Linked DNA regions of Mus musculus: region 1 is linked to region 2. A link is a loop called in an ENCODE intact Hi-C map of the cell type or tissue named here. Cell type or tissue: gastrocnemius. All regions are shown on one strand. Each heading gives the region's core, and the rest is flanking DNA. Links, peaks and the distances in the headings are about the cores only. Region 1 holds the start of Slc18a1 (solute carrier family 18 (vesicular monoamine), member 1). Region 2 holds the start of Zfp930 (zinc finger protein 930).

Evidence for each region. Hi-C counts contacts between places; a loop is a spot of excess contacts. Peaks named below come from ENCODE experiments on the same cell type or tissue, not always from the same donor. Only the 100,000 strongest peaks of a DNase experiment are listed, where the experiment ranks them.
Region 1: it touches region 2 in a loop (10-fold over the local background); 1 of 42 quality-filtered maps calls a loop at or near these places.

What each region holds. Positions count from the first base shown.
Region 1 is chr8:69,086,097-69,091,402 of GRCm38, reverse strand. It overlaps Slc18a1 (solute carrier family 18 (vesicular monoamine), member 1), which reads left to right and starts at 2,181. Exons shown (of 17, transcript NM_153054.2): 1 at 2,181-2,422. It overlaps Atp6v1b2 (ATPase, H+ transporting, lysosomal V1 subunit B2), which reads right to left and starts at 2,667. Exons shown (of 14, transcript NM_007509.3): 1 at 2,475-2,667. The coding sequence starts at 2,610. In gastrocnemius, for the core only: no CTCF peak of the experiment used is centred there; DNase peaks (open chromatin) are centred at 1,473, 2,108 and 2,729; H3K4me3 peaks cover 2,175 bases; H3K27ac peaks cover 1,162 bases.
Region 2 is chr8:69,206,697-69,212,077 of GRCm38, reverse strand. Zfp930 (zinc finger protein 930) reads right to left here and starts at 3,032. Exons shown (of 4, transcript NM_001013379.2): 1 at 2,919-3,032. The coding sequence starts at 2,921. Gm39188 (a long non-coding RNA gene) reads left to right here and starts at 3,081. Exons shown (of 2, transcript XR_870488.3): 1 at 3,081-3,219; 2 at 5,379-5,381. In gastrocnemius, for the core only: no CTCF peak of the experiment used is centred there; a DNase peak (open chromatin) is centred at 3,025; H3K4me3 peaks cover 1,710 bases; H3K27ac peaks cover 1,885 bases.

The sequences.
Region 1 (5,306 bases), core at 1-5,000, 120 kb after region 2:
ATACAAATACATACACATACACATATATGTGTATGTGTATGTATATGTATATGTAGGGGGGGATGGAGTCTGTGAGCACACATAATCTATCAGATGATTAGTTCTTCCTTCTGCAGGGAAAGAGGTTGTTCAACACTAACACCATTAAGGATTGCGACATTGTTAAAGCAAAAACCATTGCACAATAAACCCTAGCTCTTTAGGCACCACCTTCATAGCAAAACAAATGCTAAGAAAGCCATTCCTTCAATTGTGCAAGACCAGAGAACTAACCTGAACATGCTCTAGAAGTAAAGCAAGGAAAGTCACTTGTGGTTTTTGCTAGGGATCTGCTTTGTGACATAAGAAACTTAAGGTTAGCTTGGCTGGGTCAAGAAAAGTGAACCCAACCAAGCTCATAGTATTTTGCTCTAATAGCTTTGAAGATATTGTTGATCTTCCTTAACGTTTAAAAGGGCAAAGTTTTTTTTTTACCTTGTGATGTCAGAAAGTCAAATGATGTGCTCCAGATTAGTTACTAATTTCCAGCCTGAATATTTTACTTTCCGTTTCTTTTTAACAGCCTGAGTAATTTCTTATATTATGTACATATAATATCTAGAATTTTTAATAATCCTGAAGTTGTTTTAAAACAGGATCTGATTTTCACAGGGCAACTGCCAAAATTACTCCAAAGAGTGTGTATCAATTAATTATAATTATTTTGATAGTATCATCAAACTTTAATAATAAAAAATTGAGTTAATATTTAAATTTGACTAAAAATGTGGCAAAAATAGTAAAAGATGATATTTAAATGCAGTATACCAACTCCCTTTTAAAAACCCTATCCATATTAAAAAAAAAATACACGCTTAACTATTAGGACAAATTGAATTCCAAGTTATAGGATTTACAGAGCACTTCCTAAGTCAGACACTGTGAACTTGGGGATACAAAGATGCAACTTTTAGAGACAGCTTAGTCAGCAGAATCCTCCTATGAACAAACTCTTCAAATATTGGCCAAGCACATGGATATGGTGGAGAAACACTACTCATCCCTGAAGGGCTTAAGACCTTCGCCATGGAGTAGTCGACACTCCCTGAATTGGCTCTGAATGACTTGTTATATGGAAAGAGACTACTATAACCTTGTAACATTTTTCCCTTAGAAGCCACACCAGTGTCTATGTGCTCTGCTCAGAGCAAAGCATACATATCAAATGCAATTCTAGAGATTCTGTAATTCTCAGGTATAAATCTGTCAGTTTTCCCGACGTTTCCTTGGGCTCACATGAACCCCTAACAGGCATTCTCTAATTTTAACAATTATTCTAAAAAAATGCTTAAAAGGCACACCTCAGCAATCCACTCTCCAATGTGTGTGTGTGTGTGTTTTTTTTTTCCCTTCCCCTCGCTGCAGTGTTATCACATGACCCACTGACAGCTCAGGACAGGATTAGTCAGGCTGGAGGGCGCCTAGCTAAAACCCTTCAGCTGAAACGCTTTTAACCAATGAGCCACCCACAGAGCCAAGCTGCCAATTAACCTGTGCAAATGGAACCTTATTTTCAGGAAAACAACAGATACTTAAAAAAGAGGAAAAAAAAAAGTCTTCTTTCAAAGCTCTCTGCCTGGCTTTAAGGGAGCCGTGAAGAGGTTTGATTCTATACAACCGAAAGCTTCAGCCAACAAGAGCCATTTGGGAATGACTGGCTTGTCTAAACATGGCTTATTGAGGTCTTTTATGATCACTACACTTAAGCCTATGAACATAACAGTGGAAAGCAACCTTCCATTTAACTGCGTTTGGTTAGCTGGTCAGTAAACGAATAAACAACAGAAGACCAAGCAAAGGATTAAGAAACTCGATTTTTGGTTCCTCTTTTCCCAATAATTAGATGTCTGAAGCCAGGCATGGCTTCTCCTTTCCAGAACCTTAGGCGTCTCGCCTGTAAAACGAGAGGGTGGGACTGCACGACTAGGGTATTTTTCAGCTCTAAGGTTCTCCGGTATCTAGGTGTCCTCCAGTGAAGCGGTTCCCTACAGAATAAGCCACATCTCCCTCTAGCCGCGGGGCCTGCCCACATCAGCGATGACATTACACCTTCTGCACGGTCCACCTGCCCAGAGGTCCACGGGGCAAAGGGGGACGGAGTAGGCGTTCCCTCGACCCGAAGACATTTAAATGAGGCCAGGAGCAGATGAAGACAGTGACAAGAAGTGGCCCTCAGAGACAGACCAGTGTCTGACAATACCCAGAGAACTCGGAGCGGGTAGGGCAATCATCAGGAGCCCACTTAGCCCATGGGAAGGTTCCAGTCGGTGCTCTCACGCTCGGCCCACCGAAGTCACGGAAAAGCTCACGCAAAGCTGGAGAGGTGCTTGTGAACTGAGCGATGGGGGAAATGAATCCCATTCCCTCCCCGCTGGCTGAACAGGTGAGAGCACAAGCCAAGGGCTTGGTGGACACGCTCACTTTCCCGTACTCACTGAGACGAGGCTGGGATAGGTAGTTCCGGCTCACCGCCAGCGCCTGCTCCCGAGCTCCGGCCATCGGCCCACCGGTGGGCACGGGCAGTTCGGGTGCGGCCCCGTTCACGATTCCCCGCATCGCTCGCAACGCCATCTTGTCTCCTCCGTCCCGACTGGCCCCGCAGCAGCGCGGCGCAGGCGCACATATAGCAGGGAGGCCCGTGCGGCCGGCCCCACCCATGCGCGCTTCGAAGCTGCGGCAGAGGCCCCGCCCTCTCGGCGGCGCCCCGCCCCCAGACTCGTGACTGGAGCTCTGCGGGGGCGGTGCAGGGTGCGCGCGCATGCTAGGCGCATAGGGAGCTGACCAGAGTGCTGGGAGCGCGGATCTGAGGCTGGGAGCGGGAAAAGAGAAGCGAAAGGGGCCAGAGGGCAAAATTGACACAAGAGAGAGGATTCACGAGAAAAAGAAAGATTCATTGGAATGTAGGGAAGGAAGAGATAGGAAAACGTGCATAAGAAAATACAGACAACTGAGGTTCATAATCAAGCTGTGGAAAACACCTTGGAAAGCAGAAGATAGAAAACCTAGTCCCATGATTGGTAACTTTGTGTCGAAATTTATTTCAGTTTATCCTACTACCAAGTTCTTTTTTTTTCGTGGATCTTTTCGAACAGACTTGGCTTTCTTGCATATCCGAAGAGTATATGGTGTGGAAGACCACCTTAGGAACAGATTGGAAAACCAGTTAAGAGGTTAGAACGCACAAAGGGTTCTAGTTTCTTTTCTTTGGCTGTGATAAAATTAGCTAGCGGTTGGCTTGGTGTGATGGCGCAAGCCTTTAAACGCAGCACTCAGGAGGCAGAGGCAGGAAGGTCTGAGTTCCAGGGCAGCCAGAGCTACATAGTGAAACTATGTTTCAAAACAAAAAAAACAAAAAGAAAAACCAGCCTGTGAGAAACGAACAACACAGTAAATTGATTGTTGTTCTCTTTACAATATAAGAACAGAAGAGGAAAACAAGAACTTTGCTATGACGGAGCAACATACTGAAAAACTTCTTTGTGTTAGTTCCCCATAGATTTGTTGATAAATACACAAGAGGATGTCTAGACTGGCCTTCGGTAAGGTTTATAACTTATCAGTTTGGGAAGCATGGATCTTTGCCTCATTCACAAAATTACTATGTTGTTGTTTTGTTTTTAAAGATTTATTTATTTGTATGTATGTGAGCACACTGTTACTGTCTTTAGACACACCAGAAGAGGACTTCGGATCCCATCATGATGGTTGTGAGCCACATGTGGGTTCTGGGATTTGAACTCAGGAAGATCAGCCAGTGCTCTTAACCGCTGAGCCACCTCTCCAGCCCAATTACTATGTTGTTATAAAATTCCCTTTGGGCTATATATGTGAGGTATGTATGGAATATAAATGAGTTTTATCTATAGACTTACAGCCTATATACAAGACATATTATGTAAATATTTCACAATTAAAAAAAAAAGAAATTTGAGAGGCTGGAGAAATGGCTCAGTGGTTAAGAGCACTGACTGCTCTTCCAGAGGTCCTGAGTTCAGTTCCCAGCAACCACATGGTGGCTCACTGATGATAAGTTATAAACCTTACTGAAAGCCAGTCTAATGGGGTCAGATGCACTCTTCTGGTGTGTCTGAAGACAGCTACAGTGTACTCATATACATAAAATAAATAAATCTTTTAAAAATCTTTTTAAAAAAAGGCAAAATAAGAAATTTGAGATCTAAAGCATTCCTGCTCCCAAGCATTTCAACTAAAAGTCAGTCAGCTGATGTTACAAATGAAGTAAATGTAGCCAGGTTACCTAAGTCTACTTTGAGTGCATCTCAGGTCCCTATGTAACAATCCTTCAATCCTCGATAAAATTGCTGGAAGTATTAAAAGAGGTAATTGAATGTAAACAGAGAGTTCTATATAGTTCTTTTTTAAAAAGTGAATCCTCTAAAGATTTATTTATTTATTTTAATTATATGAGCATACGGTCACTGTCTTCAGACATATCAGAAGAGGGCATCAGATCCCATTACAGATGGATGTGAGCCACCATCCACCATGTGGTTGCTGGGAACCTTTGAAAGAGCAGTCAGTGCCTTTTTTTTTTTTTTTTTTTTTTTAGATTTATTTATTATTAAACACAAGTACACTGTAGCTGACTTCAGGTGCACCAGAAGAGGGCGTCAGATCTCATTACGGGTTGTTGTGAGCCACCATGTGGTTGCTGGGATTTGAACTCAAGACCTTCGGAAGAGCAGTCAGTGCTCTTACCCACTGAGCCATCTCTCCAGCCCAGTCATGTAGTTCTTTTAAACTTTTTATGGTTTGGAATTTTTTTGCATGTGTATAATACATTTTGATCAAATCTACTCCCCAATTCTCTTTCCTCCAATTCTTACTCCATCTCCTGCCATTCTATGCCTCCCAAGTTCATGTCCTTTTTAAGTCTACCGAGTCAACTTTGTGCTGCTTGTATGTGCCTGGGTATAGGACCATCTGCACAGGTGACTTCTTTTACTTCCTTTACACCTCAGGACTGCGAGGGTAGCTGGCCCAGGCATAGAGAATGTGGCCTGAGCAGGAAACTTGGAGTCAGCAAGCCTGGCTTCAGTGTCTGTTTGAGTACACAATGTGACCTTGGGACAGCCATTAGTTCCTTCTGTCTCTCACTTGCCATCTGTGAACGGGAAATAGTTTATGTAATATAGCTTTTAAGAATGTAGTTAGTTAGTTTTTTTGAAACACTTTTTTGTAGACCCAGCTTGCCTCAACTTTCCTCTGGAGCTATAGAGGGAGCTTGGCCTTGAACTCTTGATCCA
Region 2 (5,381 bases), core at 212-5,211:
GCGCACGCCTTTAGTCCCAGCACTTGGGAGGTAGAGGCAGGCGAATTTCTGAGTTCGAGGCCAGCCTGGTCTATAGAGTGAGTTCCAGGACAGCCAGGGCTACACAGAGAAACCCTGTCTCGGGAAAAAAAAAAAAAAAAAAGAAGCAGGGGCAGAGAACCTGGAATGTCTGAGGCATTTCTCTCTGTAGATTTCATTGTTTCAATGGATAACTGCTTCTTTAATTAGAGAAATTAAAAAACACTAAGCTATAGAGAAGGTTCTGATGCTAAGGTCCTATTGCCTAATTGGTTCTTGACCCATCAATAAAGATGCTAGCAGCCATTGAGCTAAGTAACCGAGCAACTAAAGTTGAGGACAGATTTAGGGTGGTGGGACAAGAGTACTGGGGAGGGCACGCTTGCCTCAGAAGATAAATGATGCCCAGCAACTGACAAGGCAAGTTGAAATTGAGCAGTGTGTGTGCCTGGGTTTTTCATCCGAAGAGCCAATATTCTCTGGGTGGGGGCTGGTAGCACACAGGTTCCCAGAGTTAAGGTGGGGTAGCAAACTCAACACTAAGCAATTCTGTGATGAAGAAGTGGATATTGTCTTAGTAAAGTCCCAGAACTTCTCTGAGTTCCAATTTTCTCATATACAGAATGAGACATTAAATGATCTAGGGCCCTCTCAAAGCTCTAATATATTTTAACTTTTTTTTTCTATTCTATTTCACAAATCACAGGCTGTGTAGACACAAAGACCACTAGCAAGTGTCGGGAACTGCTTTAATTTTCTTTTTAAAAGCAAATAAAGTTATGGATCTGAGGGAGGGGCAGGGAGAATTAATAATTGACCTTGCTCCTGTACACAATATTAGCTGCTGGGGTCTGTAACCTGACACACTCAGCTACAGGCAGTGAGGGCCTATATCTCAAACCTCTGAGCTGGCTTAACTATTTCAACCAGGATTGCACATATCTGCATAGGAGAGTTCCTTAGCTGGAAATTCGATATCAACTGGCTCAAGGTAACCTCCCCAAATTGTACACCCACCAATCTGATCTGTCTTCGTTCACATGGCATGAATCAATACATGTCGAAAAATTACAAAACCACCCTCCTACTTCAATCAGGACCTTCTTCATAATGGGACTACTGGAGCTGACTGCCTTAAACTTCAGTCTGTGATCTAGCTATTGCCTTCCCCATTTCCCCCTGCACTGTATACAATAAACTGTTGCTCCTATTTTGGTCTGAAAGTAGAGACCATGCTCCACACACAAATCCTTTTACTACTGCTTAAATGATTCTTGTGGTCTAAGTGACTCAAATTGGTCATTTTAAAACTCTATGATGGTATAACCCCTTAATTTAAGAATTTTAGAATTTTAATTTTAGTCAAGTGGACAGCAAGATATATACCCTGTGGACATATAGACTTGTCTGTATCTAGGGTCAAGGCTACCTGAAACAATGTAACAGACAGAGCCTCAGAAACATTTTTCTGCAGGAGGTACAGGTGTTCTAGAATTAATGTGTCTGCCCAGAGAGAAATAACTTGATGAACGTAAGGTATTAATGAAGAAAAATTCTTGAAGAATAGCATGCATACAGCACTGGCTGGTGCTCAAAGAGGAGCCAGCCTAGGACACATTTTCCATCCTACATATGCTGCGTCAGGCCCCAGGTTACACGCTGAACAATTCACATAGAGACAGGAGAGTCCAATTTTAAGTTGCTAAGTGGTTACTTAGGCAGAAGAGAGGCTTACACAACAAAGTATTCCCAGGACTATTTCTTAAGTACACCAGTATCCTGGAACAGTAGACCATTCTTCAGTGTCAGGGTCCCTAGGTGAATATGCCAGACTGAGAAAGATTATAAAAGTATAAAGGAGAAAAGATAAAAGCTGGGGTGGGAAATCATAGAGAGCACACTAAGAAGTTAGAAGAGGACTGAGCTGGGTGTTAAGCTGAGGAGCAGCTAGCTCAGGTCAGCTCTCCAGCTCAGGTCAGCGCTGTGTGTAGCAGATAATGTAGTAATGATGTGACGGCTCCTTATAACTAATAAACGCAGAGGCCCACAGCAGGCAGGCCGAGATCTTGATGCTGCTACAGTGAAGACCATACTGCTGTCTGGCTTGCTAACAAAAGGACAACTGGCTGCATCTATATAAGAGGATCCATAGAAAGCAGCCACTGCCTAAGAAGAAAACAGGACTTTTATGGCACACCAGGCCTTAATGTTGGTTACATGACCCTACCTGCTCCTTTGAGCAGCTTCTTGGTCTCCTGCCACTTCTTAAGGGCATCGGTCTAGCGGCTGTTTAAGATCAGGGTTGTCTCCTTCCTTATGGTTGGAGCCAAATGTCTAGACAATCCTGGTGAACAAACATGCGTATCTAGCACTTCATCTCTTACAGACCTCATTAATACACTATATCTTTGGGTGTTTCAGAGGCAGCCCACCTTTAGCTAAACTCTACTCTGTGTGACTTATTCTCTCCGAAGCATTGGTAAATCCTTTGCATTATCATCTCAGCAAAATAGTGGAGTGCTACCAACACATAAGATTCCATGCACAATACCCACAAAATTAACTCCAAATGTGAAATCCGAAGAACAGAAATTCTAGAGATGCTAGCTAAACTAAAACGGCAACCTGCCGTCCTCTGATGCACAAGAAGCACGGTGATGTTGGCTACAAAGATGTTTCTACGCACACACCATGTCCCCAAAGCTCTACACAGACGCTGCCCACAGGGTGAAGTTCTTCAGAGGTCACCACTTTGGTACAGGGAACTACAGAGACCGCATGGGACTTCATACAACTCCACATCTGGCCCACTAGCTTCCATCCAGTCCAAGGGTAGCCTACCAAAAGGGATGCCGAGGCTCAGCAGCCCACTTCTCCCAAGACTGCGGTCCCTTGCTCACCATAGCGTGGCTTCCAAGCTCGCGTGCACCCCTCACAGATCCTGTTACACGCAAAGAACCGCTTGCATTTTCCCAGCTTCGGAACGGAGCCTGGAGCCTGGCGCCCGGAAGAGCCCGCCTCCCCGATGACGCTCCGACTGCAGGTTCTCATTGGCTGATGAGGCCTGAGTGACAAGAGTCCCTCCTTTGGCGTTGGAGTTTAAGGAACAGCACAGAACAGTATTTCCTGTTGCAGATATTTGCATTTCAGGAGTCCTTGCTCTTGACCTGAGGTAGCTTCACTTCTATCTTTCCTTGCGTGGTAGGCACTTTCCCCTTTTCCTCCTTGACACAAGGTAGCTAGTTTAAATAGCACATTACAAAATGTGGAGTGGAGTGTTTCTCCTGTCCCACAAGTGGAAGGGTGCCCACGATATTAATAATTAAGGAGATTTTAGAAAACAAATGTTTGTTCTGTGGGTTCACGGTGAGGTCAGGTGAGCTACAGCTACGTTCTACCTGGCTGGCAAAGGTACACTGGACAATCCTGAGAGAAAACCTGGAACCACATCACAAACACAATGAAATGTGTTTCTCCCACAAGAAGGCTGGATGGTGGATCCATCCCTATAGGAGTTTTCTTCCTGAAATTCAGGTCTATCTCTTGACAAATTAACACTAATGATAAGTGTAGTCTCCACGGTAACTTGAATAATTAGAAAGAAATGGTTCGAGGAAGAATGTTGTTTATGAACACTATTCCTAACATTTTTCTGAGTTAAGGTGAGAAAACGCAGCTGTATTAGTCAAGGTTCTCTAGATGAACAGAAATGATAAAAATGAGCGTCTCTTTCCCTCTCTGTATGTAGAAAGGGGATTTATTAAAACGGCTCGCAGGCTGTGGTCCAGCTAGACCAACAAGTGCTGTCTAGCAACTAAAATTGGAAGAATCCAGTAGTTCAGTCCATGAGGCTGCGTGTCTAAGCTGGGCTTCACTGTATACCACATTTTCAAAGAAGGAGGCTCTAAAGGAATGAACTTGCTAACCAAAGATAGGGCAGAGAGAGAGAGAGAGAGAAAGAGAGAGAGAGAGAGCTTCTTTCTTCTCTATTTATGTGGACTGTCACCAGAAGGTGTGGCCCAGATTAAAGGTGGATCTTATCGCCTCAAAAGACCCAGAAGCGTCTTCCCACTTCATAAGTTTTAATTAAGAAAAATCTCTCACAGGTATATGCAACTTTTTGGGTCTTAGTTAATTTGTAGTCAGTTTGTCTACCAAGAATAGCCATCATAACAGACAAGACAGAAAAACTTGGAAATATTTCTTACCAGCAGAAAGCAGGGAAATCATTTAACAAAAATAAAAGACAGGAAGCATGGGGGTTTTCTTTAGAGAGCCTGGACACATTCGCGTAGAGTTCTGCCTGATTTGGTGGTGTTCTTAGCTCAGCGTTGGACAGGAACATATACAATTTATTTTAAAAGACAGAAGGAAATGTCTCTGGCACGTTCATCTTGTACCTCAAGGTCATAATTGAAACTCATATGTTAATTGAACCCAGGGAGAATAAGACCACTACCACGATTTTGAGACAACTTGAACCACCTAAGAGCTGGCCATCAACTGGATCCTAAGTGCTGTAAGGAAACCAGACCTGAATCCACTTCTAGTGCCTCTTTTAAGTAGTAAAATCACAAGCTTCTGCCAAACAGGTTTACAGAAAACAGACAATGAGACAATAAGAAAATACAGGAATAAACAACCAAAGGAACAAAAATGTGGTCACCATAGAGGGTCAGGTATGTTCAGGATGTTCTCAGAAATATGAAGAGGCCAGGGGTCAAGCAGATCAGGCTCCAAGAAAAAGACTTAAATAGAGCAAATCAGTAAATGGGGTATTTTGAGCAATACAGCATAATGGCTCCTGCCTTCAAACTGAAGTCAGGTAGGTTCCTCACAAGTAAATGACACTGTGAATGTAGCTTACTTAGGAGCCAATACTACCTGTTAATTATGGCCAATACTACCTATTAATTATGATGTATGCTCTTAAAGGCAGATATATCAATGCAACAATTCTCGCAAACATACAGGAAAAGTCACCTATTTGCACAGTAGACGTACTTAGATGAACAGCTATGCTGAGCTATTCTATGCTCAGAAGAGCATTCTATGCTTTTGCCTCTGAGCAGGCTGGCTCAGAGGAAGGCCACAGCTGCTTCCATGCAGGACCAGAAAGAGTTCATTTTAACTAACCCTAGCTGCTGTCTGTCTTAGGACTGTGACAACACCAAAGAGTATGTTGAGTATTTTTCTTCATAAATGAATGGGGAGAGATTTTAGACATTAATTGGTATCCACATCACTGAAATAGCACGTCAAGGCACTGGAGAGATGGCTCAACAGTTTAGAGAGGTGGCTGCTCTTCTAGAGGATCCAGGTTTAATCCTTCTTTTTCTACCCTTTATTTTATATTTTAGTTA